6 separate regions of the Mus musculus genome follow, and all the other regions are linked to region 5. Evidence: chromatin loops called from intact Hi-C (ENCODE). Cell type or tissue: left cerebral cortex. All regions are shown on one strand.

Evidence for each region. Hi-C counts contacts between places; a loop is a spot of excess contacts. Peaks named below come from ENCODE experiments on the same cell type or tissue, not always from the same donor. Only the 100,000 strongest peaks of a DNase experiment are listed, where the experiment ranks them.
Region 1: it touches region 5 in a loop (9-fold over the local background); 3 of 42 quality-filtered maps call a loop at or near these places.
Region 2: it touches region 5 in a loop (5-fold over the local background); 2 of 42 quality-filtered maps call a loop at or near these places.
Region 3: a loop joins it to region 5, with 7 times the contacts of the local background. A loop is called at or near these places in 2 of 42 quality-filtered maps.
Region 4: a loop joins it to region 5, with 5 times the contacts of the local background. A loop is called at or near these places in 4 of 42 quality-filtered maps.
Region 6: a loop joins it to region 5, with 4 times the contacts of the local background. A loop is called at or near these places in 4 of 42 quality-filtered maps.

Annotation. Positions count from the first base shown.
Region 1 is chr12:70,694,733-70,699,732 of GRCm38, reverse strand. No RefSeq gene overlaps it. Among named protein-coding and RNA genes, the nearest start is that of Gm32322, 3.5 kb to the right of the region's middle. In left cerebral cortex, a CTCF peak has its summit at 3,325; DNase peaks (open chromatin) are centred at 2,006, 3,291, 4,175, 4,324 and 2 more places; H3K27ac peaks cover 3,284 bases.
Region 2 is chr12:70,709,339-70,714,338 of GRCm38, reverse strand. No RefSeq gene overlaps it. Among named protein-coding and RNA genes, the nearest start is that of Gm32322, 18 kb to the right of the region's middle. In left cerebral cortex, no CTCF peak of the experiment used is centred here; DNase peaks (open chromatin) are centred at 227, 1,842, 2,862 and 3,046; H3K27ac peaks cover 2,625 bases.
Region 3 is chr12:70,542,459-70,547,458 of GRCm38, reverse strand. Gm32219 (a long non-coding RNA gene) reads right to left here. Exons shown (of 4, transcript XR_872795.2): 4 at 2,872-3,565. Among named protein-coding and RNA genes, the nearest start is that of Gm32219, 9.3 kb to the right of the region's middle. In left cerebral cortex, no CTCF peak of the experiment used is centred here; a DNase peak (open chromatin) is centred at 2,255; H3K27ac peaks cover 1,196 bases.
Region 4 is chr12:70,678,762-70,683,761 of GRCm38, reverse strand. It overlaps Gm32369 (a long non-coding RNA gene), which reads left to right and starts at 1,547. Exons shown (of 3, transcript XR_003950187.1): 1 at 1,547-2,009; 2 at 3,336-3,668; 3 at 3,847-3,982. In left cerebral cortex, a CTCF peak has its summit at 3,542; DNase peaks (open chromatin) are centred at 2,342 and 3,609; H3K27ac peaks cover 402 bases.
Region 5 is chr12:70,622,360-70,627,359 of GRCm38, reverse strand. Gm40436 (a long non-coding RNA gene) reads right to left here. Exons shown (of 3, transcript XR_872797.2): 3 at 4,649-4,877. Among named protein-coding and RNA genes, the nearest start is that of Gm24474, 25 kb to the left of the region's middle. In left cerebral cortex, no CTCF peak of the experiment used is centred here; DNase peaks (open chromatin) are centred at 2,264, 2,586 and 2,855; H3K27ac peaks cover 2,276 bases.
Region 6 is chr12:70,822,676-70,827,675 of GRCm38, reverse strand. It overlaps Frmd6 (FERM domain containing 6), which reads right to left and starts at 2,162. Exons shown (of 14, transcript NM_028127.3): 1 at 2,103-2,162. In left cerebral cortex, a CTCF peak has its summit at 2,045 (motif pointing right); DNase peaks (open chromatin) are centred at 1,206, 1,641, 2,242, 2,748 and 2 more places; H3K4me3 peaks cover 3,448 bases; H3K27ac peaks cover 3,632 bases.

The DNA of each region.
Region 1 (5,000 bases), 72 kb before region 5:
GCTTAAACACTTGTTTTTCATGATTGTGAATTTGTATTCCCTGATTGTTAGAAGTTTAATCCAAAGGCATTTAAAACCACGGCCCTGATTCCCAGAGATAATTACTGCTTCGATTCCCTGTGTTTCCACGTGGTTTGTAGCCTCTGTTGATCAGGGCTACTGCTTCCATTTCTGTGAATGAAGAGGCTCAGAAAAATCTGCATGTAATCTTCACACAGGTACTGTGCCCATCTCCCCACCCTCCGCCACGGCAAGTGTGACCCATATAAGCTTACATTGCTTGATGCTCTTCTGGCTTCACTCTGCCCAGAGCTAAGTCTCTTTTTGGTCTGAGTACTCAAGGCCAAATCTAATTTATTCGAATCGTCAAAACGGTTCCCACATAGGAATCATTTTCAATTCAGGAGGACAGTCAGCACTCCTTGCAAACCCTCAAATGGAGACTCTTGTGCAAAGTTGTCCAGTCTATTAATTACTCTCTGTGTGTGATGCTGCTATGGGCAGCTACATGCGACTGGATTTTACATTCATGCTCAGTTTCCTAGAGGGATTTTCATTATGGTGTGACTACCCAGAAGCCAGCACCGTAGGAGACTTAGAGCAGCTGGAAGATGGACAGGAGCTTCGACGGCAAAGCTGAGAAACCGGAAACTGGTTCGCAAAGGCTGTCTTTAAATGGCCAATCATTTTATGATTTCACTTCTGCCCCTGCCCTTTAGGTTTCTCTCTTTACCTAACAGTAACCGTCTGTGAGGCGTGCGACTCAGAATGACATTGTTTGTCTGCCATTCAATACCCCCAAAATGTGAGGCCAAAAACCGCGGTGGAGTTTCTGATATTTAGGAAGAAACCATTTTACAGAAGAATCCATTTTACAATTTAATGTGTGCTCTTTTATGAATCACTAAGAGGTGTGTTTAAACCACCTTTAAAATCCTGCTAAATAACACCCCCGAGGGACGACTAAATTAAGAATTCCATCTTTGTTTCTGTGGGTGAGTCATGTGAACATGACCTTTATTCCTGGTACATTTAAGATGATAACTGCGTTTAGTAGTGCTCATTCTCTACCCCACACTTTCCACTGCATTCTAAGTGAGTCTGCAGTGCTGCTCAGAGAAAACGCGATGCAAGGATGTGGGCTTATGCCAGATGCAGCCACAAATACGAATTTTGCAAAGCTAAGAATTTATGAGACATAAATATCACTTCTGCTTTTTTACAAATTTATCTTTTTGAGTTAGAAAAGTTTGAGAAACAAAATTTTTTTTCAGGGCTGAAATAAGAAAGAGCTGACCCACCACAATACATAGTAAACTTCTTATATACAGAGACACAAAGACAGGAGTGGGAAGTGAAAGAGGGGCGTAGGTTGTCGTCTTTGTCCTGGCCTAGCAATATCTTCTGGAATACCTACGAGGCTTGCACTCAGCATGTATTTCACAGAAAAGAAAAGGAGTGAGACCAAGACTGTCTCTGAAGTGCACGGGGTGAGTCACTGAACTTGACACCTTTCAAGGTTAATTCAGCAGATCACAGTGTCTCAGAATGGAAAATCTGCTTTCTCAGCTTTGGGCTGGAGAGATGGCTTAGTGCTTAGAAACTTGTATTTCTCAAACCCAAGCAGAGGACTTGAGTTTGGCTTCGGCACTAGAGCCAGGCAACTGACACCCTCCTATGACTCCAGCTCCTGGGCATCTATCATAACTCTAGCCTCCTTAGGACCCCCGGTCCCCCCCAAAAAAGACATGTAATTAAAATAATAAAAACCTGCCCCTTCCTTTGTTTGGAGTCAAGAGTTACTTCCTGGCTAGAAGTTTTATGTTGGGTGTTCTCAGTCTTCCCGTTTCTAACAAGAAAACACTGCTTCTCTTCATGAATGTGAGTGACAAAGGCCCTTTATTTCGGAGCAGATTCTCTATGAGAAGACACGATACTCGTGTCTATTGCTTCTGGGGAATCGAGGACGTCATGTTTCATGTTCCCTGAGATATAACTCAGCATACCCGCTAGGAGGGTACGCAGGCAGCAGTGCCTCCAATTCATGTCCTTCCGTCTTACATCAGTGTTTTACATTCTGCTATAATAAGAACATTCTAAAGTCAGTAGACGTCTGCGATAGAAACACCTTGGCAGTTCTACTCTACTATGCTGATGCACTTATAAAAACCAACCTGATAATGTCTTATAGCGTGTAGCTGTGTCAGGGTGCAGCTCTGCTGATTGCACACATCTGTATAACCATAGGCACAGTTAACACACAGACTGTTTCACCATCCCCAAGAGGTCTCTTGGACTCACCTCCTTGGCACCTTCAAGCTGACTACTTCCAAAGATTTGCTTTCTGTTTCTTGTTTCTGCTACACTTTAAGTTTTTTCTTTCTTTCTTTCTTTCTTTCTTTCTTTCTTTCTTTCTTTCTTTCTTTCTTTCTCTCTCTCTCTCTCTCTCTCTCTCTCTCTCTCTCTCTCTCTCTCTCTCCCTCCCTCCCTCCCTCCCTCCCTCCCTTCCTTTCTCTCTCTCTCTCTCTCTCTCTCTAAGAGTTTTTATTTTAATCTCTCTTCTTGTCTTTGTCTCTGACACTCTTGGTCTGCTTCTGTCTATCTATCTTTGTCTCTGTCTGTCTATCTCTGTCTCTTCTGTCTGTCTTTTTATCTCTGACTCTTTCTCCCTTTGTCTGTCTGTCTGTCTGTCTCTGTGTATGGGGATGGGGTTCGCATACACACAGAGGTGTGAGCACCTGCAGAGAGCAGTGTCAGGTCCTCTGACTTAGAGTTACAGGCATCTGAAAGCCACCTGATCTGAGTGCAGCAAACTGAACTCAGGTCCTCTGTAAGAACAGTATGTACTCCTAACCACCATATGTCTTTTTTTGGACATCATAAATATTCAGTCTTTCAGTCTATTTTTTGTCTAGTCTTTGATCAGCATAATGTTTTTGAAACCATCCACGTGGTATATATGAACCGTTCACTCACTTAAAATGCTGGCCTTAATCTCATTGCACAAATATATCATGTGTTGTATATTCATTCATCTTTGATAGACGTTTTTGCTTGTTTCTAGTTTGAGGCTACGAAGAACAAATCTGCTGTGAATATTCATGTTTAAAATGTCTGTTTCCTATGTGTATTTTATCTTATATTTTATTCTTGCTGAATAAAGTACATGGAGTGCAACAGCCGTGTCATCACAAAGAGACATTTGATCAACTTTATAAAGGCACTGCCTACCTCTTTCCCAAATGGCTGCACCACTTCACCTGCCCCCGGACAGTGCATGTGAGTGGGAGTGGCCAGACGTCTTTTCTAACTTTGGCTGTTCCTGCGGGTGTTTAAACTGCTCCTAGCTGTGGGTGTCTAGCGGTACTTCGCTGTGCTATATAATTTGTGACTCCCTGATGACTAATGAGGCTGAGCATCTTCTCATGTGTTTTTTGGTCACTCACACAGCTTCTTTTAGTGAAGCATATATTCAGTTCTTTTTGGCCCATGCTTAAAATAGGTTATTGGTTTTTATATGATTTAGTTTCAAATATCCTTTTTGTATCTGGGGACAGTTCCCTTGTTAGATATGTTATCGGTATTTTTTTTTCTCCATCCTGTAATTTACCTTTTCGTCTTCTTAATGAGATCTGTCCTAGAGCAGGAGTTTTTGAATATTACTCCTTGGTGTGTAGTAGGGATAACTTTACAAATAAGCTCTGTGAGTGAATATACTGGATGCTGTTCATGTTCAGTACCGAGGACAATCACAGGTCATATTTTATAACAGTTAATAAAGGTTCTGTGGCCCCTGTGCTTACTAATCAAATATCTTGTCAGCGATAAGCCCCCCACCCCCAACCTTATGCCACGAGGAATCTCTGCCTCGATGTCTCCTTTCATCCCCTTTATAGCTCTCTCTAATGCTTCTCCTTCATAGAAACTCTTGGGTATACAAGATGTCCCAGCAAAGTCATCTCATCACAGTGCAAGGGTCACCGTGCCTTTCCCCCCACCTCCCAGGGGGAGAAGTAGTCTTAAGACTGTGGTTGTTCTGGAATTCACTGGCAACAGGATCCTCCTTCGTATTAAGACTTCAACATCTCTTTGGCTGTCAAAGAGTTGGAGCCCAGTGACTTTGTTCTGACTCAGATTCCAGACATAGTCTATCTTACTCATGTCTGTCAGCAAATCTTTCTAACTACCATATCCCATGCACAGAGCCAGAAATGCAGGGTCTATGTAGGGTAGCATGTGTAGTCTCATATAGTCTATAGCCAGTGCAACAGTGAGCACCCTGAGGACAGGCCTAATTTACTCATTCCTCTGGCTGTTGTTCGTTAAATGGAGCATAACGCATACGTGATTGTGTGCGTGTCACAATTGATGTGCCAGAGAGGCAGCTTGCTTGAGTCATTCTGAAGGGATGTGTTGCTTTCAGAACCACATGACCACATGGCCTGGCTCATTAGAGCATTTGCTGAAACAGGAATTATATAACCAAATAGCCACAGTCAACCAGGGGGGAAACAACGCTATGGTGGCAATGAGGTAATCAAATCTCCCAGGCTCCACCCAAGCAGGAAGTCAGTTAACACGCAGGGTAAGGCTTGTGTCATTTTTGACTCACACTGGTTAAAATTTCCCAAAGTGGGAGAAGAATATTCTGTATGTCAGAAATGATAAGGGTCATCAGAAAGACACTTTAGCCCCTTAGATTTCATTAGAGAGAAAACTAATAATACAAAGAAGGCAGGTCCACCACGACAGCCACCAGCATTTAATACAATTTGTGGAACAGTTCCACACACATCTTCACACTGGGTCCTTACAACAACCCTGGAGAGGAAGCCGCAGGGAGTGTGGGAATACAGAGGTTCCTTTCGTGAAGCTGGTGTTAAAGTCATGAGTCTCTATGTGTCTGACCCTTTCACGTCTACTGTCAAGTAATGTGATATTTTGAAACTATAAAATGGACCCACAGTTACATTAAAAATATTTTATTAACTTATGTGTAT
Region 2 (5,000 bases), 87 kb before region 5:
ATGGGTCTCGCCTGGCCTCTGGGATCGCTGAGAAAACAATTCCCTCCTGCCTTCTCCTTTCATCCTCTCCCCGTGTTAGTCATCAGGGCCACCCTTGGAGAAGTTCATCCATTTCACTGAGGGGAAAATGATACCTCTACCTCGAAGTGAGCTTCCGGTCTTCTCCCTGGCTCCTCAGACCATGCTCACTGAATCCGTGTGGAACCAAAATAGCACCTGGGTGACTGGGAACGCTCCCACAGCCGAGGAAGCTAAGGCAGCAGATTCAGGTCTAGCTAAGTTTGTAACAAACTTAGCAAGGACGTCGTCCTGACTCAGAGTTCTGCTCCATTTAGAGGCAAACTTGATCGGAAGCGACTGGAAATGTGCCCAGAAATCCTCAGAAACCCGAGGTTCAAGGCACTGTACACAGCACTACTGACCTTAGAACAGTTTGCTGAAGTCGTTTTTCTCCGTTTAAGTAGAGAGATATTTTGACATCAATAAGCAAAAAACCACAACCACAACTCAACCCAACCCAACCCAAACAACAACACCCTCCCCCTTCCAACCCCCAATCTCCTCCACCAAAACCAAGCCAGCACCAACAGCCTCATCAGGTAACTTTGACCGGACACACATTGCTGACAGGGTAGGAGGGCGAGCACTGCGTTTACAAACTTCCCCTTTCATTTTTGTTCCAGTATAAACACGTGTCGTCTCCTCTGACAAAGCATTTCAGAACATACACACAGTAAGCTATGTGTTTTCATTTTGAAATCAATTTTCTTGGATTTTTTTTTTTTTAATTGATGGTAAAATAATGACTTGACTTATTTACTCACAGGATTTGTTCCTGACTGGTGACCTACCTCCCCTAAGTGACTGAAGTGCTGTGGACATTTGCACCCTTTGGTTTAGAGGAAGGGAAAACCTAATTTACATCATCTTATTTAAACACTCTGTCCTTTCAGCTAAGCTGCACTCTGATCCAGGCCTCGTGCTAGGCTAGGTGATGGAGACTCCCGAGCTAGAACAGAGATGCCTACATAGCAGTGTTTCAGTCTCACAGTACATTACTCTGTGTGTCTAAAGGTCTCAGCACACCCAGCAGCAAAGCTCAATTCATACAGGAAGCCTAAGCCTAGTTCAATATGATAATATCCCCAAATGTAAATGGATCTCCTCTGTTGGCCAGGCCGCAGACTGTGGAGTCCCAGATGGGGTGGATGGTCCATCCCACATCAGGAGTAGCTGCAGCCCATCTCAGCCTGGGCTCATTCCTCCCTCTCCTGTCTATCACCCCCAGTCTCCCTCCTGATGTTCTAGGCTTTATCCTGCCCTCTGAACACCAGAGTTGAAGCTAAAGGAAATTCCAACTCAGAACAAAACAAAACACCGGCTGCTGCTTCTGAGATTTATGAAGAACCCCGGGTGAGAGAGCAGTAGTTGGAAGGCTCTAGACACTCGTTGAGAGGAGCCAGCACACAAAGTGTCTTCTGCCGCAGGGTTCCAAGGGAATATTTTTCTTTCTACTCACTGCAACAGCTGGTCAGGAATTTCCCTATTTGTTAGGGAAAAGGAATTTGGCAAGGAAAATCCTGCATCTCTTCCCTTCCCCCCAGCAGAAGTCAGCTGTACCTCAGGACAGGTAAAAAAGCAAAGGAGTCAGACAGTTTATTCACTTACAAATGATTCAGGGAACTGAAATTTTCTTTCTGACTTTCCTACCCCCAGGCAGGGAGTTTTGGTAGAGAAACAACCACAGAAGAGTTAACTGGCCTGGATCTCTGTGCCTCTGCTCTCCCAAGATGATCACATTCCATTCTGGAATGCAATGCTGCCGAAGGAGGCCAGATTGGTTCTGTAGGTGGTATGTGCCCCACCTACACACACCCTAGAGTTCTTAGCAAGAGCTGTTTTCCCCAAGTGTTAACTGCTCTTTCTTTCATCCAAAGAATGATTTGTTGAGTGCTCTTCATGCTGGGTATTTTGCAGGTGGCAAACCTTATATTATATAAGGAAATTATAGTGGGCAAAGACTCATAGATGCAACCTTAGTCAATGGGTAGTGCAAATGAGGGACTACGGGGAGGTAAACCAATAGAGACTCAGTATTGCAGCTGCCCCAAACCCAGGACACATAGACTGGCATAGTGGCAGCCCATGTGCTCGAGCCAAAGGATGAGCCAGAAGATCACACATGAGAGGTGAAATCCAGACAGAGGGAGCAGCATCGGCAAAATGCAGTGACAACAGCAGCTTAGCTGATAGAGAAGAATAGAGGGGAAGACAAGTCAGAGATGTGGGGCAGGGGGATGCAGTGTGAGGAGGGAGATAGGAGGAGGGAGAAAGAAAGAGAAGAGGGAGAGTAGTAAGTAATGGGGAGGGGAAGGAAAGAAGGAGAAAGAGGGAAAGAGAATGGGAGGGAGTGAGAAAGGAGGGAAGAAGAGTATGGAGAATAAGAGAGAGAGGGAAGGTAGAGGAGGACAAGAAGGACACACGAGGGAATGATCAATGTATACATGTCAACTTTACATTGCTGTGTACTAGCAGTACAATGTACAAATCCAGTAGCAACGAACATTAAAAAATTATAAAACAATTTCATTTATAACAGCATCAAGAAAGAACAAAACACTCATCAGGAGCGAATTTAACCACAGAAATTCAAGTTTAGGATGTTGAAAATAACAGGACACCATTGAAAGAATTTTCAGATATCTAAATGAAGCAGCTGGTGTTGGGGAACTGGAAGCTATAAGATGTGTTATTCAGAGACCATGTTTTAAGTCACCCCACCAACATCCCAAATTAGTTCTTTGTAGAAATTCCCAGATACACACGGAAACCCACAGGACTTAGCCAAAATGGCGTGGGAAACGAAAAATGAAGAAGACACACTTCCCAAGTTTAGAACTTAGCAAGAAGCGGCAGGAATCAAGGCACTGTGCTACGGGTAGACACATAGATCAATCAGACAGCACTGACAGGTCAGGAGGAGACAGGGCCTTTCTAATTTACAAAGGAGTTTTTCCTACAAAGGAGTTTCTGATGACAGTGCTGAGACAGACTGAAGAATAGATTTCCTGTAACAGTGCCAGCACGCCTGGGTATCCACATGCAAGAGGCTGAAACGGCTCCTCTCCTTCACATCACAATGGGGAATCATCTCAAACTATAAAGAGCCACTCTAAGTGCAATAGCCAAGACTTTCAGAAGAGAAATGCTTGACCTTGGGACAGGCAATGGCTTCTTAGCAATGACAAGAAGACAAAAACAGGAAGTTGAATGTTATCAGAACTCGGTACTTCAAATCACACACTCAAAAAGTGAAAAACAAAACAGAGAGAGAAAAATAAAAAAACCCAAAAACATTCCATAGGACAGGAGAGGATATTCTCAGATCAGAAGGCAGCCCAGAGACAAATGTAGAGCACAGATTAAATACAATTAAAGAAAAAAAAATAGATGCCTGGAGAGATGACTCAGCAGTGAAGAGCATTGGCTGCTCTTCTAGAGGTCCTGAGTTCAATTCCCAGCAACCATATGGTGGCCCACAACTGCCTGTAACAGTATCCAATGCCCTCTTCTAGTGTATCTGGAGAGAGCAAAGGTGTACTCATATACATAAAATAAATAATAAATCTTTCAAAAAAGCAAAAAAATAAGTATGCAAAGCTCACAAGCAGAAACAGACAGACTGCCCTTTGCTCTTTGCAAGAGGTAGCGCACAGTGGATCATCAACCCAAAATGTCAAGGCCTTAAGTATAAAACTCCAGAATGATAACGGAAAAGCGAGATGACCGTAGGTTCAATATCAAAGGCACAATCCGAGAAAGGAGTAGTTGATACCCTGGATCCCACAGAGATCAACACTTCTGCTCTGTAAAACACACTGTCAAAGGAGAAGACAAGCCACGGACTGGAAGAAAGTATTTACAGATGGCGTCTCCATATCTGATAAATGATTTACCCAGAATACACCAGGAACTCTCACAACAAGAAGTGAACAGCCTGGTTTTAAAAATGGGCAAAGAGCTGAGCCAGACTCCTCAGCCTGAGAAGATATAAATGGTAGATAAATGATATTTGATCTCATGCCGTTGAGGAACTGTCAATTAAAGCAACAGTGATATCACACTGAAGACTCACAATGGCCAAGATCCAAAATGACAGAAATTACCGATGAAGCCATGAAGCCCTGGGAACTCTCATGGCTGAGGGTTGGACATGAGTTGGGTGGGGTAGCGGGCTTGGGGGTTGTGGGCAGGACAGTGCAAAATCCTGCCACCACTTTGGAAGACCTTTTTAACACAGTCATATCATGCACCCAGCAAGCATAGTCCCTGATGTTCATCCAAAGGAACTGACACCATGTCTGCGTAAATACTTGAACAAAACCAGGTGGTGGTAGTGGTGCACACCCTTAGTCCCAACACTCAGGAGGCAGAGACTGTTAGATTTCTGAGGCCAGACTGGTCTACAGAGTGAGTTTAGGATAGCCAGAGCTACGCAGAGAAACCTTGCCTCAAAAAACCAAAACCAAAACCAACCAACCAACCAACCAACCAACCAACCAACCAACCAAACAAACAAACAAACAAACAACTCCTATCTCCCCCGTATCCCCCCATGCCCTGACAAAACCCAAAACAAAACAAAACAAAACAAAAACAAAGATACCCTTCAGCAGGTGAGTAGATAAACTGTGGTATATTAACATAAAGGGTATTATTATTCAGCACTAACAATAAACGAACTATTGATACCCAAAAAGACATGGAGAGAATTTAATTGTATATTCAGATCTAAGGAGGTCAATCTGAATACGTTAGGTACCATATGTGGGAAATTCAAACTACAGAGGTAGAGGAAAGATCAGAGATTGGGGAAGAGAGGAATGGACAGGTGAAACAGGGCTTTTAGGGCAGTGAAATGCTATGTATGATGCTATGAGAACTGATACTGGTAAACTCTTGGGGACTTTTGATAGTAATCTCTCAGTGTAGGCTACTGG
Region 3 (5,000 bases), 80 kb after region 5:
TTTAGTCATTGTGCAAATGAGTTCTGTGGCCAAATTCCTAATGCAAAACCTAAGAGAGGCCAAGGGCGGGACTGGGAAAGTGAGGTCAGTGTGCCGGCTTTGTGGTGCAGGGGATGGGGTGGGGGTGGGGTGGGTGGGGTGGGGGTGGGGTGGGGAAGCTACGATCCAGAGGAAGACTGCTGGCCTGGGCATCAAGCGTGCTCAGCTCCAGCCTCAGAGCACTCCCTGAGTTCTGTGGCCACACGGAGCACACTTTCTATCTATGAGGTCAGGAGACTGAAGCCAAATAAGACATGCTAAACAATGGGGCTGAGGCCACCGTTCACTTGGCCTTCCCAAATCCACAGTGCACTTCACTAATTCATCAGTCCATCCGTTCTTGTAGAGCCCAAGTTAGAGTTAGCACAGTGGATAAACGACATCACACAATCCGAGCCAGCCCGACAAACAGTTGCTCATCTATCTCTGAGCTATGATTGTAGTTTCTCTCCATGTCATGTGAAGATTCTTATCTTATGGCATGGATTTGTCTCAGTGGTTTCTAACTGATGAACATCACCAGAAATGAGCACCATGGCTTCCTAGATGCCAACAGTACATAGCTACAACCCTATGGCATCTCTATGCAGACTGTGGAATGACCCCACCAACAAATCACAGTTGGTCTTGACCTCATCCCACAACTGAATGAAGCTTTAGTGCCAGCCTTTAAGGCTCTGTGACCCATCACTGACTTGTTGCGATTTTTCCAGAGCATATCTTACCAGTCTCATTTTTACCATGGATAACTGACTAATTCCACAGCATCAAATCTTTCCCTACTTGCTAGCTTCTATGACTACTTCAGCCTCCGGCCCAGTTCATGAATCCAGGCCCTCTCTGTGAGATTCCCCAGCCCATGACCTTGAGTTAACTCCATATCTGGCTCCAGTCATATTGGGACTGACTGACTGAGTGCCCCTTTCCCCTGCCCAGGCCCTCTCAGCCAGAGCACCACCTCCCTTCTACTTCCCATCAGCCCCCAGCCATCCATCTCAAATGCAAACTCTAAGCTGGGTCTCTCCAGCTGTTTCTAGGATGTGAGTGGTACTCAGCTTTGGATTCCCATGAAACAATATCTTTTCTCCTCCTGAGAAGCCATGGAAGAACACAGTCCCTGCTACTAAAAAAAAAAAAAAAGCAAACAGCTCTCCCTTGTTTTCTAAATTGTTCTTCATAGATTTCTGGGGCCCTTCATGGTTCAGCCCATTTATTTCATACCTTCCAGGACATCCCTTCTCTCCAGAAAATCAGTACCTCTATGATTCTTGAGAGCACACTCCTCTTGCTGGGAACACCTTTCTTTTTTGAAGACCTTAACCCTGTCCGTCCGTTCTTCACTATCCGTCTTATGACCCATCTCCCCCATGGGCACTTCAGGTTGTGTTTTTAACTAACATTTAGCTTTTACATCAAGCAACTTAGCCCCCAAGCCACATGTCACTTCACAGGAGATGCTGAGCTTCAGGGTGAAAGTCCTCTGAGGCTAAACACGTGCCATATGCCCTGTGTGCTTCTCACCCGTGATGTCACAGGCCTGCAGGCACAGCCAATAGGACTGAGCTCCTCTTCCATGGCAAAGGTGCCCAGCAAACCCTTACTCGTCCGTGTTCCAAACCATTGCACCTCTGCATGCACCAAAATTTGTTTACCTATCAGGACCATTACAGCCTCTTCTCTTGGTAGAAAAACCCAAAGCCCCCAAAGGGAGTTTTCTGCGAGACTTCCTTCAGCAGGGGAGTTAAACATTTGATACAGAGAGTCAGGGGTCTTTTCTTGAATAGTGAATTGGCTGGCTGATTCACGGGTCTGGGGTGTGACCTGACAAAAATGGCGGGCCACAGGGACCTCATTTGCCAGATATAATCTGCAAAGGGTAGGATGAAGGCAGAGAAGGGGCATTCCCCACCCCCAGGGAGGTCTATCTAGCCACAGTGGCTTAGATTCTCCTCCACCTCTTCCCTGGTTAGAGTCCAAATCTGGTTACCAAATATCTGGAACCTTCAGCCAAAAGACCATTTGGCCTTGAAGACTCGTTTTTATCTACAGGGATCTCCCTTCCCCAGGCCTCCACTTGGCCTGCCCTCATTGGAGGAACTGAACAAACACAGCCAAGCTTCTCCCCACCAGCTGCAGCCTTGGGCTTGCAGGCTATTTTGACTCCTGCTATGAATCAGAATGGAATTATGAATAATTTGTAGGAGGCTTGTTGCGTCTTGTTCCAGCCTTTCTTTAGCTCAGCTTTCCTTGTTTGGTTTTTCAAGTCCTCCAATGTCTGATTCTTCTAAAGGCTTCGGGGGTAGCAAGCTTTACAGGGATTCTGGCTTCCCCGGGTTGATGTCTCAGCAAGCCCTTCCATTTGCTGTGCCACGTGTGGATAAGGAAGGGAACAGGCAGGGCCGAGGACAGCCAGGCATCTCTCTGACAAGCAGGTTAAGTGTCTGTGTGTCCTAGCATGAGCATACTGAGACCAGAGGCCAAATGGTTTCCCACACCCATTTCTGCAGCCATTTGCACGCCCATCTTGCTCACTCACACAGACTTTATATGGAGAGCAACTATTAACCAAGTTGGGGGGAGATGTTTAAAATACATTTTCCTCAAAGAAAATATGAAACAGCCAGGCCCCAAAGTGACAGGACCTTGTACAAATGATCATCTATACATAATCAGACTCTACCTCGGGAAGTGTTTCAATAAAATAGGAGACGTACCCTCTCCTGAGACGCCTCTAACGGAGGGCTGGGTGCTCCTGAGAGCTTTCTGGCAGGAGAGCTATCCCACAGAGATCTGCTTGTGTTTCCTCTGAGACAACCACGTGAAAGTGCAAGGTACCGTGAAGAAAAATACAATTTACTATCTGCTCTTCTTCCCCTGAGGACCTCAGGACCTCGCTTCCACCCTGGGGTTCACAGGAATCCTGTGGGGGCGGGGAAAAGTAATGCCTCCTGCTCCCTGCAGGTGTGCGGGAGCCCGAGCCAGGCACAGCGAAGAGCAGGAAGACTGAGCATAAACACACTGATGGGTGAAGGAGAGGGAAGCGTGCACACCCATTTTCGTATGGGGGGGGGGGCACACTGGACCCTCACAGGCCCTAAGGAAGGACCTGTGCATCAGGCCGATTAGCAAGTGTGAAATTCTCTTTCAACTCCCCCAAGCCTTAAGAGAGTCATCTTCCTGTACCCCCGGAACTTGACAAAGCCTTTTTTTTTTTAAATCAGGAGTCTCCCTTTGAAATGATAGCTGCAAGCATTTACATCCAAAACTGCATTAAACTTGATCCCTGTTCAGTAAGAAGTCAGAGGAGAAGAGCATCCATACAGAGCGTCAGCCTTGTGGGTGTCATAGACTTGCTGGTCCCACTCAGTCCTGGGGTCCAAGCACAGGGGAACAGCAGGCAGCCGGGCCAGTGGTGAAGCATAGTTCTGGATGAGACCAGTGTGCTGCGAATCTGACTGTGTCACTTTCTAGACATCGTTGGGACAGCTCTCTTCCTGCTCAGGCTTCGGTTTCCTCTTATCTATAGCTGAGAAAATGATAGAAACTCCATCAGGGGTCATTATAAGAATTAATTAGGACTCTATGTTCCCTCCTAAGTAATTTTATATATGTGATTGTATGCTGTTCCTCACAATAAGCCTTTGAAGAAAGTCCTACTGCCACTCACATTTTAATGAGGAAACGGAGTTACAGAGTGGCTACTTGCCTGAGGTCACCATTCAACCAGGCTTCAAACGCAGAGCGTCTGACTCCAGGGCAAACCCGAACACTCTGACTCCCCTCCCCAAACCCCTCTATTTCTGGTTCATTATTGATATTCTGGTTGCTTTATTGATAGCTGCTAAAGCCAAATGGATGGTGGGTGTTGGTGAACTCTTGTTTTTTATCATGAAGGTATACTGGGCACTCGGCCAAGTTACACTCACTCTCCTGGTGCTAGGGCGTGAAGAGGGGAGGGTAGTCATGCAGCCTGTGTCTAAGGAACATTTGCTATCAAGAGGGAGGGAGAGGGAAGGAGGGAGAAAGAGAGAGAGAGAGGGAGGGAGAAAGAGAGAGAGTAGGAGGGAGGGAAGGAGACTTGCAGGATAGAAAAGAACCAGGTATGAAGGGAGGACAGAAGGCAGAATTGGTGGGGACCGGAGAGAACTGAGAAGTAATGGTGTGCTTTGAACACACTGAAACAGTCCGATGTCTGCTCAGTTTTTGTGATAAACTGAACAAGGCCTGGGGACCTTCAATAGCAAGCCTAGTTCCTCAGCAAGATGTCTGGGAAGGCTTAGGTTTGTGACCCAGCCCTGCAGCCTGCACTGCCTGCTCTGCACCACCGTCTGCCTGAGATGTAGGTTGTTGCTGCTAGCTCTTCAAGAGCCCAAACGCTGCACTTAGGAGCCTGAGTTTTATTCCCTGATGAATGGAAATACCCACAATGCCCATCGGTTCTGAGTGGACAGGAGGTAAATCCTGCTGGTATCTCTCTATCTGCACACCCCCTAGCTGTGGACAGGGCACCAGTGAACTAGGTTTTTCGTTTTCCTTTATGCAATCAGAGCATCTGGAGGGGCTCTCCTGCAGCCCCTGCTATGTCCCACACACGAAAGGATCAAAGCCCTGAGCTAGTCTTCAGACTATAATTTAAGATAATTAAGGTTTTTTTTAACTAAATTACATTTTAACATTTCATAACAGAGCTGTCAAGATCCTATCTATCAAAAAACTCTATCAAGCAAACAAAAGGGGGGCTAATTATATTTTCAGACACATGCAGCCATCACTCTGTGCAGTTCTCATTAAAGACTTCTGTCTTCCTTCACACTCTCGTTTTCAAATGTCCTTCATCTACCCCTCCCACCCCTGGAGTCAGAGACTCCACACTCTTAAATAAAATAATGGGAAGTATGTCAGGGCAGTGTAATGAATGCTATGGCAGGATTACTCAGAAACAGGTATTCTAGTTACAATGG
Region 4 (5,000 bases), 56 kb before region 5:
AAGCAGGCAAGCAGGCAAGCAGGCAAGCAGGCAAGCAGGCAAGCAGGCAAGCAGGCAAGCAGGCAAGCAGGCAAGCAGGCAAGCAGGCAGGCAGGCAGGCAGGCAGGCAGGCAGGCAGGCAGGCAGGCAAGCAGGCAGGCAGGCAGGCAGGCAGGCAGGCAGGCAGGCAAGCAAGCAAGCAAGCAAGCAAACAAAAAAGAATGGACCAGCATAGCCAATTCATGTAAAAAAAATTGAAAATAAGCTCTCTGTTTTAAAATAAATGATAAGTACTTTTAACAATTAATGAAATAAGAGGTCATGAATTTGTAAGAGAGCAAGGATGGACAGAGGGGAGGGTTTGGAGGAGTAAAGGGGATAGAGAAATGATGCAATTATATTATAATATCAAGAAATAAATTGGAAAGATAAAAATACATTGGTTAGCATAATGAATTGGCCTACGCGTGGTGGACACTCCTCTAGGAGGGCATTCTGCCTCATAGCTAGAGATGTGTCAGCCACTGGGGCAAAGATTTCTGGCTTCAGTCTGAACTGTAAGAATGAGCTTCACTAGAGAACAGGCTCCCAAAGAGCAGGGTTAAGCCACGGGACCTGAAGAGGAAGGAGAGGTGTGGCTGCAGGTGCCACTGGCTCTTCAGCATCTCAGCTAGGATCTGAGTGACTCAACTAAGGTAACTGGCAGCCGCTGTCTAAATTTAAATAGAAACATTGTAAAAACAAATTTGGGCAAGCATAGTCCACTATGTTCTTTCCAGCAGCCTAATAAATCTTTGTCTAAAAGAAAATTGCTTTGAGTGTGGTGCTGAAAATGTGGTTGAGTGACAGCTCTCAGCTCCCGTTACCGCTCCCCCCTCCCACCCCACCCCCACCCCTGCCCCAGCAGCTTGCCTCCAGACTGGGAACACCTACTGTGGCCTGACTCAAAGTAGTACAGTCTCCTTCCTTGCCTGTCTACTCTCTTGTTAGACCTCCTCTCCCTGATGGGCCAAAGGAGAGATGTCTGAGGCTACCCAATACTACAGAGAATCCAATAGAAGTGTTGCCCACACTTCAAAGTAGATGCCTGTTTGCTGCCAGTCTGTCAGCAATGAGGTTCCACCCAAGCCAAAGTACAGTTAAGGAAACCTCTGTTATTTGCATACAAAATTTGGCTAGGAAGGAAATCGTCTAATTGAGATGGTGCTTAGTCCCGAGATAGATGCATGGCCTTCTCCTTTACAAATATGGGATTAGTTAGATATAAATCCTAAAACTAAAGGTTTCTGTAATAAGCCAGGAATCTGAGCTGTATAGAAAGATAGTGGGGGCACACGCCTTTAATCCCAGCACTTGGAAGGCAGAGGCAGCCTGAGTTCAAGGCCAGCCTGGTCTACAGAGTGAGTTTCAGGACAGTCAGGGCTACACAGAGAAACCCTGTCTAGAAAAAAAAAGAAAGAAAGAAAGAAAGAAAGAAAGAAAGAAAGAAAGAAAGAAAGAAAGGAAAAGAAAGAGAGAGGGGAAGGAAGGACAGAAGGAAGGAAGGAAGGAAGGAAGGAAGGAAGGAAGGAAGGAAGGAAAGAAGGAAGGAAGGAAGGAAGGAAGGAAGGAAGCGCAGAGGAGGTAACATTATCCCACAGAGAAGATGATGCGGAAGATGGGAATAAACAGCATCCCTCAGTAAAGTGAGGTTACATGGAGAGAATTGGTAACTACTGCTCTGGAATGCTTCTGGTTATAAATGCTCAAGGCGCTGACCACAAATGGTATGAACACCTCAAAGGAGACAGAAAGAGAAGGCACGGACAGATTCTGAGTTTCTGTTTCCAGTCTCTTATTCAGTATGTAGGGCGATGTTAAACCCACACCAGTCGACAATTTATGCAATGTCAGGGAAAGAGGCGCCTGCAGGGTACCGCTCAGTCACCTGGTTAGCCGGCAAGCTTCCCCAAAGCCTTTGCTGTGGCTTGGAAGGGCTTTGTCTCTTCAGATGATCCTTGCTGGGGCTTGGTCCTCCAGTGATGTGGAAGGTGAGGCTGTGGGGCCCCTGGGGTGTAGGGCCTTGTGGGTGGTGTCTGGGTTGTAGGCAGTGCGCCTCCAGGGGATCACAGGGCTCTAGCCTCTCTCTAGCTTCTTGTTTTGTTGCATGATCTCATCTTACCCACTGTGTTTCTGCCATGATGTCACAGCCCAGAGGCCCACACCAAGAGCCTAGCCAAAGCCAGGCTCATGCTTCCTGATTCCTCAAAATAAACCTCACTTCTTTATAAAGCTACTCTGATTTGGGTATTTCATTACACTAACAAAAGTAGATAGATAGCACAGTATGCATTGCGTGACTTTGCCTGGCTGTATTCACACAAGTAAGAATGAAATGATGGCGTGACTCAGACCTTACGTCATCCAAACTTTTCCCATTGCGTGCACTCGGCATCATATTCTTCTACCTCAATTTACATCTTTAGCATTTCTCCCTGGTAGCTGCCGAAACCACCTAGGCATTTGGGAAGGTTTGAAAAGCCTTAGTTATAAATGTGAGTGGCTTCTTTTCCTCTCCCTGCAAACCTGGCTCTTTCACGCATCATAAATCCTAACGGGTAAAGAGAGGAGCAGACCATTTTTATCCGGGGCTGTGGGTTCTTCTTGAGGCAAGCGGGAGCCCTGCAGAGGTCTTCCCAGACTCAGCATGCTCTCTGGTCAGGTTCAGGGCCACCAAATTATTATTTCCACAACACATTAGGATGCTTTCAATTTTCCCAGCTTAGTTCAGATATGAGACTCAAGTGAAATAGACTATGAAAAAAAATGGGGGTGGGGGTCGGGGGGTGGGGGGCGTGAATAAGAGAGTAGTTCATCAGATGGGAGTCAGCGTCCTAGAAAAATTTTGTATGGAAAGCCTGAAGGACCAAGTTACTGAACAGGGTCTGGAAGGCGGTCTACTTCCAGCCGAGCCTTGGCTTCCACGCCTTCCTCCATCAGCTATCGTTGTCTCCTTTGCGCTGTCTGTGTGCAGGCAGCTGTGGGGTGTGAACGCAGGCTGCCTGAGTTCAGGCCTGTTTGCTGTGTGACCTCAGGTGGTTAACCAACTTCTCTGTGCCTTGTTTTCTCATGTGTAAAAAACTGTCTTGAGAAACATATGAGAGGAAGTTGTTGAAGTCTTTTGTGCAGTTACGGACACATAAGTAACAAGCACTTAAGCAAATCTTAGCCAGTTTTTTTCTGTATGGGAAGTCTGACATTCCATCACACTGTGGAACTAAAACATAAAATATGAAGAGTTAAATTGGGCACTGGGAACCCAATTCCTCTTCCCTCACTTGTCTGTTAACACCAGCCAGCGACTTTTCCTATTACAGAAAAGCCATGTGCTTCGGCTGAGCTAAGGGAGGGCGAGGCGCCTCTGTGAGGGAAGGAATCCTGTGATCTGGTCACTTATCCCACACCATCTACTGACGGCACAGCATGGGAACTGGGTGGGAACAGCCTGGATTAGAAATGGCCCTGCGATTCCAAGTGACACCTCACCGGCAAGCCTTCGCATCTGCTCAGCTCTGCTCCGTGTGGACTGTGGCCACAGCACATGCGCACGAAACAGCAGCTGTGGAAGGGAATTCTGGCATCTGTGTCTGGGGCTTTGGGCAGGTGGCCGAGAAGCTGCCTGTGCTGAAAACGGCTTTATGTCAGATACGGTGAGTAACTGAGTAAGGAACCTGTAAGAGAGACCGGGAGACTCTTTACAGTCCTCTCCTCTGCTCCTGGGGTCGACTGTAGGCTTGAATCATATGGCATGCGTGGTCCAATGAGACCAGAAGAACCTCCAATGAGAGTCTTCCTAAGTCCTCACACAACAAATCTCTATTCTTACAGGAAAGCAAGGCGCATCTGTCCCAGCTGAGCTCAGCCCCACAGTGGGCCTTCCCGCTGAAAGAAGCTACACAATAAGCCTGGGTAATTACAGCAGAGATTGAACGAGCCAGTCACTATAAATAGCTGATTGAAGTCACTAATGTTGTCGTTGTTTGTTGTTCTGTGATTGGTCATTAAGACAAAAAATTCATGAATGGGTTCAGTAGTGCCAAAGATCTACGACAGGTACCATTGGCTTCAGAAGTGGCTGGTACAGGGCAGAGGGCAGAGAGCAGAGGGAGATGATCACAGAAGAGCAAAAAAAGAGAAACCCATGCTAGTGTGACAACTAGCAAAAGTATCCTCTGTCATAATTGACAAAATAATATACTACTACTACTACTACTACTACTACTACTACTACATCTGTGGGTCTGCCTAAAAGATAGATCAAGGATGGCCCAGAACACGATGTTAGAAGACAAAGCTGGTCTCCATATCCATTCCTGCCAGCCAGCTAAAGATTCTCAATGCACGGGATGGCCTATGGCAATCGGAGGCTGAACTACAAGGCCCTTCCTCACACACGCAGACCTGGGAGACTTGGAGAAGTAGTGAGGAAACCTGTTTAGCCGCAGGAGATCTGCTAAAGTCTACTCCCACCCTGAGCAGCACAGAGCAGTCTGTCTGTCCATTGTGGCAAACATCAGCCCCGTGAAGCTGGGCAGTGGAAATGTGGCCAGTCTAAGCTGAGAGGCAGTTAACATGAAAAATAAGTATTGGAGCTTTAAAACATCATATAAAAACCACAAAATATCTTAATAATTTTTATGATGATTTCTTACTGAAATGAGATTTTAGAAATATTGGATTAAGTGAAATATATTACTAAAATTACTTTAACCTCTTTCTCTTTACTCTCTCTCTCTCTCTCTCTCTCTCTTTCTAATGTCATGGATTTTGGGTACAGTTCAATGGCAGAGTACTTACCTAGCAAGCAAAAGGACCTGGGTGAATCTTCAGAATTACACACACACACACACACACACACACTCACATAAAATAGCTATTAGACTTTTAAAACATGCATTTGTGGCTCACATATGTGATTTGCATATTTTCTTAGCCAGGACTAGTACAGACAGAGACCTGTCCCCAAAAGCATTGTGGGTACA
Region 5 (5,000 bases):
AGTTCAGGCAACAGATAACAATGGAGTATCAAGATGGCTGATCTCAGTGGTCAACTTCACACATAAGGAGAGAAGGAGCCTCAGCTGAAAAATTGCCTCATCAGATTGGCCTGTCTGTGGAACAATTTCTTGATGATGATGATGATAATGATGATGATGATGATGAGATTTTGCCTTTGAATGGAGGAGGACCCAGTCCACTCTGGGTGATACTATCCCTAGGCAGGTTGACCTAGCTTGCATAAGGCAAGTAGCCCAGGAGAGCAAACCAGTAAGCGGTCTTCCTCTATGATTTCTGCTTCAGCTCCTGCTTGAATTTCTGCCCTGACTTCTCTCAGTGACATACGGTGGCATGGAAGTATAAGCCACAAACCCTTCCCTCCCTAAGTAGCTCTCCATCCTCTCATCACAGTGTGCATTGTAGAAGCAGAAACTGAGCTGTAACAAGCACATCTCCTGTCTGCACCCAGGGAGTGCAGCTTCCTCCTGCTGTTCAGGCTTGCGCTCTCTGCAAGAACTTTTGCAAGCATTGCCATCGGGATATCAGGGCTGAACAGGTCCCTATGGAATACAACTATGTGGCTTCTGAAGACATCAAGGACCTGGTCTACAGAGGCAACTCTTATGCAGAGCCCCCCACTTCTCCCCACACTCTAATATGACCTGGCTGCTACTCCTCTTGGCCCCTGTGCAACCTTGGCTCATGAATACTTTTGCAGTCCTCACCACAGGAAAATGCAACAAGATACAATTTGCAAGGAGTTCCTTTGGGTTCTGGATATCTGACCTCATTGTGTCCAGCCATAGGGGAATAGAACACTATAAAATATTAGAAGAACCTAAATTGCCAGGATCAGGCATGGTGCTTGCCAATCACAGAGAACATTGTACTGCACTGTGACTCCCTTCATTACAGCACCTTGATGACAATCACCCAGAGTGTGTGGTACTAGCACATGCATGGTAGCTAGACATTCACTCACATTTCTGAAGGAATAAGCAAAATGATAAACATGTTGCATGCATTTGAAACTCATTTTCCTTTGGATGCACTGTGGACTCAGGTCTAAAAGCTAGGACCTGATGTGGGCAGCCCCAACCTCTTCCCATAGGTGCATGCAAGACAGCAGGGCCAGCCCCCTCGGCAGGGTCAGCCCCGCCTGCGTTGCTCCCTTGCATACTCTTAGGCACCATCAGAACCATCCATCCAAGCATGTTTTACCTTCTCTCATTCGTACATTTGCCCCCAAATGGAACCAATGGCCACGTGTAAAAGGAATTATTTTGATCTAGCTCATATAAAGACACACAATCCAGGTATTTTATTTACAAGATTGGGTGGGTTTTAGCGCTATTCTAATTTACATCCCAGCCATAGGTCCCTTGTCACTTGCTGTTTCTCCTGGCCATATGCTCATGGTCAATTGCCTCTCATGGCAATTGCTTCCTTCCTTGGTTTCCTTTTTTTCTTTTGGTCTCTCCTGAGACCCTTCACTCCAGCCTCAAGTCCTGCCTTTCTCTCCATACTGCCCAATCACAGACTCTAAACGTTTATTAACCAGTTAACTTTCAACTGTGGAGCAGGGTTTACATAGCATCACTTGGTGAATGTGGGAGAGGGTGATCAATCTTGGGGGCCAATATTTAGCATTTGAATATATAACAGCGCTATACCAACCCCCAACAGCCTTGCACACCCAGGAAGCAACCTGAGTTACCCCACCTACAGTCCAGTTGATATGCAGACCATGTTTTTCCTAGAAAATATAAACATCTTAGCAATGCTAGCTAGCTGTCTTCTGAAACTCATATCACAGTGTTAGTCCCACGCTGACATCTACAACTGTGGAAGTTAAAGATGGACTTTAGAACCTGTCATTTCATGTTTGAATCTTAATTCTGCTACTTCTAAGCTTAGTTACAGTATATGAAACTGCACAAACTAATGGTAAGGCCCTATTGCTAAAGCAAACTTTATATTTCACGGAACACAGAGAAGCTGGGCTGATGCCTAGCTAGAGCCTGCATCCTTCCTGGCATGTACGGTGCTCGCAGGTACTCTGCATGCTACCAGAGGATGGCAAATTCCACCTCCTGTCCTGCTCTCCACCAGCCTCTCCACGGACAGCTAGCATTGTACCAGATGACCGACCGTCCACAGTGCTGATGGGCTCAGTGCCTCAGAGATTGCAGGGAAAACAGGAAAGGCCAAACAGTAGAAGCAGAATCTAATTTCCTACAGGGTCCAGCTCTGATGTGTCCATGAGCCAGTGCTCATCTTTGCTTCCCAGCCTCAGGAGGAGAATCTCAGGAAATAATATCAGGTTTTCAGAGCACCAAAGTTATCGTTAGGTTTCTTGCCAACAGGGCCAAGACTGAGTAGGAGAAAAAGAAAATCAAAAGAAAAAACACCACTCTCTTAGATAAAAGTCACAATTTAAAGGGAAATAATTCATTCTTCTCCACCCACCTCAAACGTATGCATCAGATTTTCTGCACAAAAAGAAAGCAGGCGCCTTTATCCAATCTTGTTTGTGGGAGAGAACCTGGCTTCTGGGATCCACAGATGTCTGAGGAAACGCTTCAGTGTTTATTTTTAAAGGGGAAGCTGCTTCGCATGAACGGGGGGAAAGTCTTTTCTATAGTTTCTCTGGAAGATGGAGACTGAATTGGCAGTGAGGTAAGGCTTTCCAAACAAGGGACCAAATCATCACATTGTAGACATCCTGTTGGCCGGACAACTCAGAGTGTCTTCCTGGCCACACCCTGAAGACATCATGTCCAGTGCCAGCCCGGCAGAGTGAGCCTTGGTTTTCTGAAACAAAAGGTTTTGCATTCATCTGTGTTTGGCAGCCACAAAGCTTGCCATATGCTGAGGGAGAGCGTAAGGGCTCAATTGCTGCCTCATCTTTTGGTGTATCACAGCTGAGTCACATTCATCTCGACACTCAGAGAACATAAACAGATGAGGAGCAGGGAGTAGACATAAGAAATCTGCATGCCTTGGGCATGCTTTGCAAGTTCTCCTTGTTGTGTGTCCTTTCTCCTTCAGCTTTCTTGCCTATGAAGAAACAAGATCTGAAGAGGAGATTTGGTCCAACCTTAGGGTGTCCTGGTACAACAGATCTGGAAGCTTGATTGAATGACAGAGAACACACCTTCATTTCTTAGAGCAGTGACTATATCTTACATCTAGGTTAGGAGGAGGGGCTAAGCCTTCTGCAGACAGTGGGCACTGGATTGCATTCTCTGGGCCTTCACTAGCCCAACCCCATTGACCATGGTGGGGGACCGTTAAAACCATTTGCTGATTCTTCCAGCAGAAATCAGCTGAGAAAACAGCAGAACACATCCTCAGAGAAGCAGGTGAATTATCTATTTCACACCCAGAGTAGTGGCTCTCAACCTTCCTAGTGCTACAACCCTTTAATACAGTCCCACATGTTGTGGTGACCCCCAACCATAAGATTATTTTGTTGCTACTTCACAACTGTAATTTTGCTACTGGTATGAATTGTAAGGTAAATATCTGATATGCAACTCCTGTTGGGATCATGACCCACAGCTTTTCTTTTCTAAGGTTAAACAAACAAACAAACAAAAATTCATTGCCTGTTATACCAAAATGGTTACCCTAAAGAGTTCTGGCATGTAATTACCATGAAGAACAGCCTTGAAGAAGAAGTGTCCAGTGGTGATAAACTACAAGTCATGGTGGTGAGATGACCCTGTAGAGTCAATATCCCAAGCATGTCAACAAATATTTATCAAGCAATCCCTATAATGGTATAAATCTGAAAGGCATAGCTTCTGCCCTAAGGAGCTTATACTGTTTGTGGAGGGAGGGGATGGGGGAATATGAGAGATAATCGTTAACAATTACAAGACAGTAAAACTTAAGGCAAATAAATGCAGAGATTTGAGGAGTTTCCAGAGTGAAATCTGAGACAGGAAAGCTCACGGGGCCATTTAGTTTATTATGTGCAAGTCTCAAGATTAGCTGCCCCTCTGGAGGCCCATGTAATTAGCACTGTGCCGGCCAATTACTGAAATTATTATTTCTCAAGGTACAGAATTAAAAACCCTTGAAAGGATGTTGAAAAAAAAAAGAGGCAGCAGTGCATTTGTGTGTGTGTGTGTGTGTGTGTGTGTGTGTGTGTGTATGGGAGTGGGGAGGGAGAAAAGAGAGAAAGAAGAGAGAATTGAGGAGGGACAGACAAGGCAAGGAAGGGGTGGAGAAGAGGGAAGGGAGAAAGAAAGAGCCAGTCTAGGCCCACACCCTACTCCCCTAAAAGAATCCACTAAGACCAAAAAAAGAATTGTTAAAGTCACCAGCATCCATAAAAGCTGTTAAGACATTTAAATATATGAAGGCATTTAGTGTGCTCTTCAGGACAACGTATATGAAAACAGACTACCCCAGGAAGAGGCACCCCACCTCCACTCCGCGGGATGTCTAATGTTTGGAAAACATCTGATGGTAGGATGTTTGGAAAAGGTGCTCAGAGAGGAGAGTAGATAGAGATAGAACAGATTAATTATGCCATTAAGTAGTATATAATTATCAGGCACATTTAATATCACTTTATTTATGGCAGTCTTCAAGATAAGTTTACATCATTATCTTACATTATTCCCACAAGGTGTTTAGTGTGCTTTTCTGAAGTGCTCTGGTCCTAAGAGGTCTGTGTAGTCGGTTTGGCTTTCATCATGTCCCAGTGCAGGAGGAGAGATGGGGGAGACCAAAGCTCTCGGTACATCAGCTTATGTTGAAACACGTTCTTTCTTAGCTCTGCCTCTGCCACGGAGGTAAAAATGGCTTGAAGTGCCCAGGTGGTGAAGATCAAAGGGCAGAGTTATTGTCTTGCAAGTTGCTCCTGTAAAGCCAAATACAATTTAAGAAGACTGAAAGATAAAAAGTGTAGACACTATCATCCATCTTTCGCAGGACTAAGAGACAGCCTCAACGGCAAATCCCAGTCTATGGAGATTGGATGCCA
Region 6 (5,000 bases), 200 kb before region 5:
CAATTCAGCCAACCCAGTTGAATGGCAGATTTTTAAAAAACCTGTATAGCATACGGGAGCATTTTGTTTTAAAAGGAGGGCTTCCAGCCTGCCCGTGTTGCTTTCGGGTATTTTCCTGTAAAGCTCGGGGTATCTCAAATCTACACCCTCAGACTGTGTATCTGAAACTGATGTCTTAACCCCTGCTAACCCCAAAAAGGAAGCGATGGGAAAGTCAGAAGATTTGCCTGGCTCAAAATGTTTTGAGCCCTGCAAGAGCTGTGACTGTGTCAGATCGCAGGTATTTCTGTAAGCCACTCAAAGCTGGTAGGTGGGCGGGGAAAGGGGGGGTAGTTCTTATTACAGTCAGTCTGCTTTCTGGAGAAGATATCCTGCAGATAACTTGATATAGGATATCCCCGGGGGGACCCTCGCCATCCAATAATCTACCAGAGGTCTCCTTTACTATAAAATATTAAGTGAGTATGTTTATAAACATACCCTCCCCTTAAAACCCTCACATTTCCATGTCAACCACCTCCAGTTGTGGAGTATTCTCATTTTTAACGTAAAACTATAATTTCTCAAAACCACACCCAAGGAAAATGATTAGGTGCTAGAAGTTTTACTACAAAGGACCGAAGCAAAAGGCATCTGTTTTCCTGCTCCATTCTGCTCTCTTCCCCTCCCCCACTCTCCATCCTGCAAGCCATTTGTAGGTCTTGGCTGTTACAACTTTCTACAGCACTCTCAATGCTCTAGATTCGGGATAAGAGAAAACAAACAAACAAAAACTCTTTTTGTCCTTTCAACAAAGTCGGGCCTAAATTTATGCTCTGTTCTTAAGAAAACTCAAAAGTCACAGGCCTTTTAAATGACAGATGTATTACGGAAAATTTTCCCCACAGAGTTTTTGATGCTGTGAAATATCAACTCCCTGAAACCACAGAAAGGAAATGACTTACATTCTTGGAAAATGAAGCCACTAGCAGTTTTCTCCAAAAGCATTCTCTAATCCCCAAACTACACACTGTGGCAACAGTGGGTATTTCGTGCAAAAACTAAATGTAGGTGGATGCTTCGAAGACCGGTAAACAAACACCACTCGGTCCAAAGAAAGGGGGGAATCATGCGTGGAAAATCTGGCAAGGTACGCTTTCCCTTCCACGTTCAAACGCGCCGAGAATCCTTGCACAAGTTTTCCTTCCTCGCAGTGGGCACTACACAGCTCCCGGGGTGCAATGCTAGCAAAACAGACTGGCCGCTTATATAAATAAATAAACAAATCCCCCAAAGGTGTAAGGGGGCCACTGAGCCAGAATTTCTTCCGACACTAGCCACACAACTGTACGGTCTGAAAATTGTTCCAGCTTTTATCTCAACTTTAAATGTGCTTGCTTTGACAGCTTTCCATCCATTCCTGCCTTTAAGAAAGCGCTCCACCATCAGGCTAAGCCATTCTAGAACTCCAAGTGTTGTTTAAATCCTGTAGACTTCACTTGGGTGGCCCCGAGCTGTCCACATCCCCGCTTTCCCGGAGGGGAGGCTAGTGGTCTCCTTTACCTGGTCGTGTTAAGTTCCTCCAGAAACCAAAATTCTGCAGGCCGCACCCGGGACTCGTGTGTCCCCAAGGCCCCCTTCAGGGTTTCCCACACTAGGCACTGGCGGGGATACCGGACAGACGCGCTGGGGTGCCTTCCCGAAGTGGGCTGTCCGGCCTGCGCGCACAACAGGCAATACCGCACATCGCTCGGGTACGCGGGACTCACGGCTCGTCCCAGCTAGTTACGGACGGGGCGCTACAGGCAGGCACCCCTCGAGCCAGAGTCTCGGAGATCGGGGCGCAGGAACGCAGAGCCCAGCCCCCTAGCTCCGCGCTTCCCTCGCGGCCGAGGCTGCCCGGGGGCCCCGGGCCTCCCGCCCCGGCGTGGGCGAGCTCCAACTCGCGGAGAGGCGACCTGCCCGCCCGGTGCCCGACGCCCAGAGCCCCGTGAGAAAGAAGAAAGACGCCGAGAGCGGCAAAGCCGGGAATCGCACTTTAGACCAGCAGGGGGCACAGCGGCGGCCAGGGCGCGCCGTCCCAGAAAGGGGGCCAGCAGGCCGGCGCCCGCTCCCGCGCGTACCTCCAAAGTCGACAGCGCCAGGCTTCCGACTCACAACCGGCGTCTGCTCCAGCGGCGCCGAGCCTACTCGCAGCTCCCAGCACTCCTGCTGCCGCCAGACCAACGCTGCAGCTGCCCCGCCCCCCGCCCACGCCTTCCGCTCCGCCCCCTCGAGTTCACGCCCACGGCCCGCCCGAGACACGCCCTCCCTGCTCGAGGCCCCGCCCCGCCCCAAATTGAAGGCGGAGACCGAGCAGCGGAAGAAGCAGAGAGCTGGGGTGATCGCGGCTGCACGTGGAGCGCTGCCCCCCCCCGCCCCGCCCCGCTCCGCCCCGGACCCAACCAAGAGTCCTGCGGAGGGGTGAAGAGACCCAGGGACCAGGGGACGCGGGTGACATCGGATAACCGAGTCGGGCTCAAGTGGGTTATATAGAGTGAGATATGCTTTGCATGCCTTTCCCAAAGGGACAGAGGCTTCGGTGCGAGGGTAATAGACTGTCCGCCCTCCCCTCCTTCGGAATGGTCCCCTTCTCCGCTCATGCCCCCCCCCCCCCCATCCTCCCGCACACCCTAGTCCCTAGCCTCTCCCTCACAGGCCTAGACGGGTTACCTGGGGGTGGTTGTTTTACGTGAGCTGCGGCTTAATAAATCTGAACTGGGGCGGCCCCTGCGAGAAGAGGAGATTTCGTGATTCCTCTATCCCCCTCCCGTCAGGCGCCCACTTCGACCTCACGGTTTTTATCCTGCATGTGGGCTGTGAGTGCCGCCTAAGCCCATCCGCCCCCGCTCAGTCTGTCTCCCCAGGTTGAAACAGCCGCTGCCTGTGGCCCTCAAAATGATGTGTACCCTTGGTGAAGGTTGCCGGCTTGGCTGTGAGCAGTGCAAAAGACAGCCCTAGAAGATTTCAATAACCCCAAAGATCCCAAGAGGAATGGAGGGTTCTTTGCTCCTTTTGGTAGTCGGGTAAAGAAGCGAAGTCCACTTGTTTGTGCTGCACCTATCTGGACCTGCTTAGGTGTCTAGCAGCTTAAGTGTGTGTGTGTGGTGGGGGCACTGCCACCCACAGTTACAAGCTTCTAAGTGTTTTGTGGATGGTGCTGCTCCAGTGAGGAGAATCTGAGATTCTAGCTTTTTCATGTAGGTGCAGACACCTGAGGAAGAACACTTGATACCCCATAGAAGCTGTATTTGAAATAGCTGATTGCTGTGATTAAACACCAAACCAAACCAAAGCGTTTATTTCTGCACACAGCTCTCAAGTCACACTGCGTCGCTGAGGGAAATCAAGACAAGAACTCAATGCAGAAACCCGGCATGGCCGTGGAAAAGTGTTTCTTACCGGCCAGGCTCAGCTTGCTTCTTTATGTATGTAGGACCACCAAGCCAGGGACTGTAGCCCCTCTCCCTTCCATGTGAGCTGGGCCCTTTGACATCAATCATCAATTAGAAAATTCACCAAAGGCCAGTGTGGTTGGGGGCAGGTCTCAAGAGTTGAAGTTCCCTCTTCCCAAATAATCTAGCTTGTGTCAAATTGACATAAAAACTAGCCAGCCAGCCTGGTGGGCCATGGTGGCGCAGACCTTTAATCCCAACCCACAGGAGGCAGAGATGGGCAGGTGGATCTCTGAGTTTGAGGCCAGCCTGGTCTACAGAGTGAGTTCCAGGACAGCCAGGACTACACAGAGAAACCTTGTCTTGGAAACAAAACAAAACAAACAAAAGACTCCAAAACAACTATCCAGCAGACCTTTCAATTGCCTTTCCATTTTGGAGACCGTGAATAGTAAGTTGTTGCTGGCTTCCACAAGTGTGAGCACGTACAAAAAAAGATATTTTTCTCTCTTTTTATATTTACTCCGGATGAGTGCAAATTGGGTATTAATTGGTAATCAACTGCTGTCTAATGAGATAAACCAGCATACAAACAAGAAACATAGTACTATTTTGGAAAAAAGTTTCCTAAATCTGACTTATTTTCAGGTTTCATATATGAGAATCTAGCAGAGAAAAAAACCCCAGCATATTGTTAGACTGTGAAACATAACTGTGATTATAAAGCAATTAGGTAACCCAAAGAGCAAAGTATCTTATGGAGCTTTTTTTAAAAAAAGAAAGTGTGAGATCAGACTTATTGTCCAGGGCTAGATTGTGGTAAAATTTACTATGTGAAATTTTTTTTTTCTGAATTGTAATGGTCATATTAACAGTGTGAAGACCACAATAATCACTCTTACATGATATATTTTTGTAAACCATTTCAAGCTATCTAAGTTGGTTTTATAAACTTTATAAAATGCCCCTTGGAAGCAGCATGCAGCCAACTAAAGGGGACTGAGAAAGGATGTGTTTCTTATCACAGGATGGGCTCTTAATGTGCTCCTTACAATGAAGAATGCAGCAGGTCTGTATGTGGTCTGGTTTTATCCTCTGACGATGGGATCTAGTTTATTTTCGCTGGTCCGATGAGATGTTTCTCTGAAGTGGAATACTTCACCAAGTGATGCATCCGTGCACATCTTCAATGATTACTTTTTCAGAAGCACTTACATATCATCATTTTTCGCGTTGTTTTTCTTTGGCTCTAGTCCATGGGTGTATTAAGTACTCCCAACAATGGAGCATAGGGTTAGCCCCGGGGTTCAAAGGTTAAAGACCCCCCTGAATCTTACAGCAGATTGGGAGGATGGGCGTGCTGTTCCAGAGCTGCAGCATCCTCAGTGGTGCCACAGAGATGCTCTGGAGCAGCAGTGCTCAGCCTGGAGCCTCCAGGAAAAACATCAGACACTGTGGGAACAGAAGTTTGCCTAGGAACCAGTCCTTCTCAAATCTGTCAGCATATTGGGATCACCCAGAGATTAGCAACGACTATGTACTGCCTGGATTATAGAAACGTGGCTTTGGAACATTTGTAATATCCCC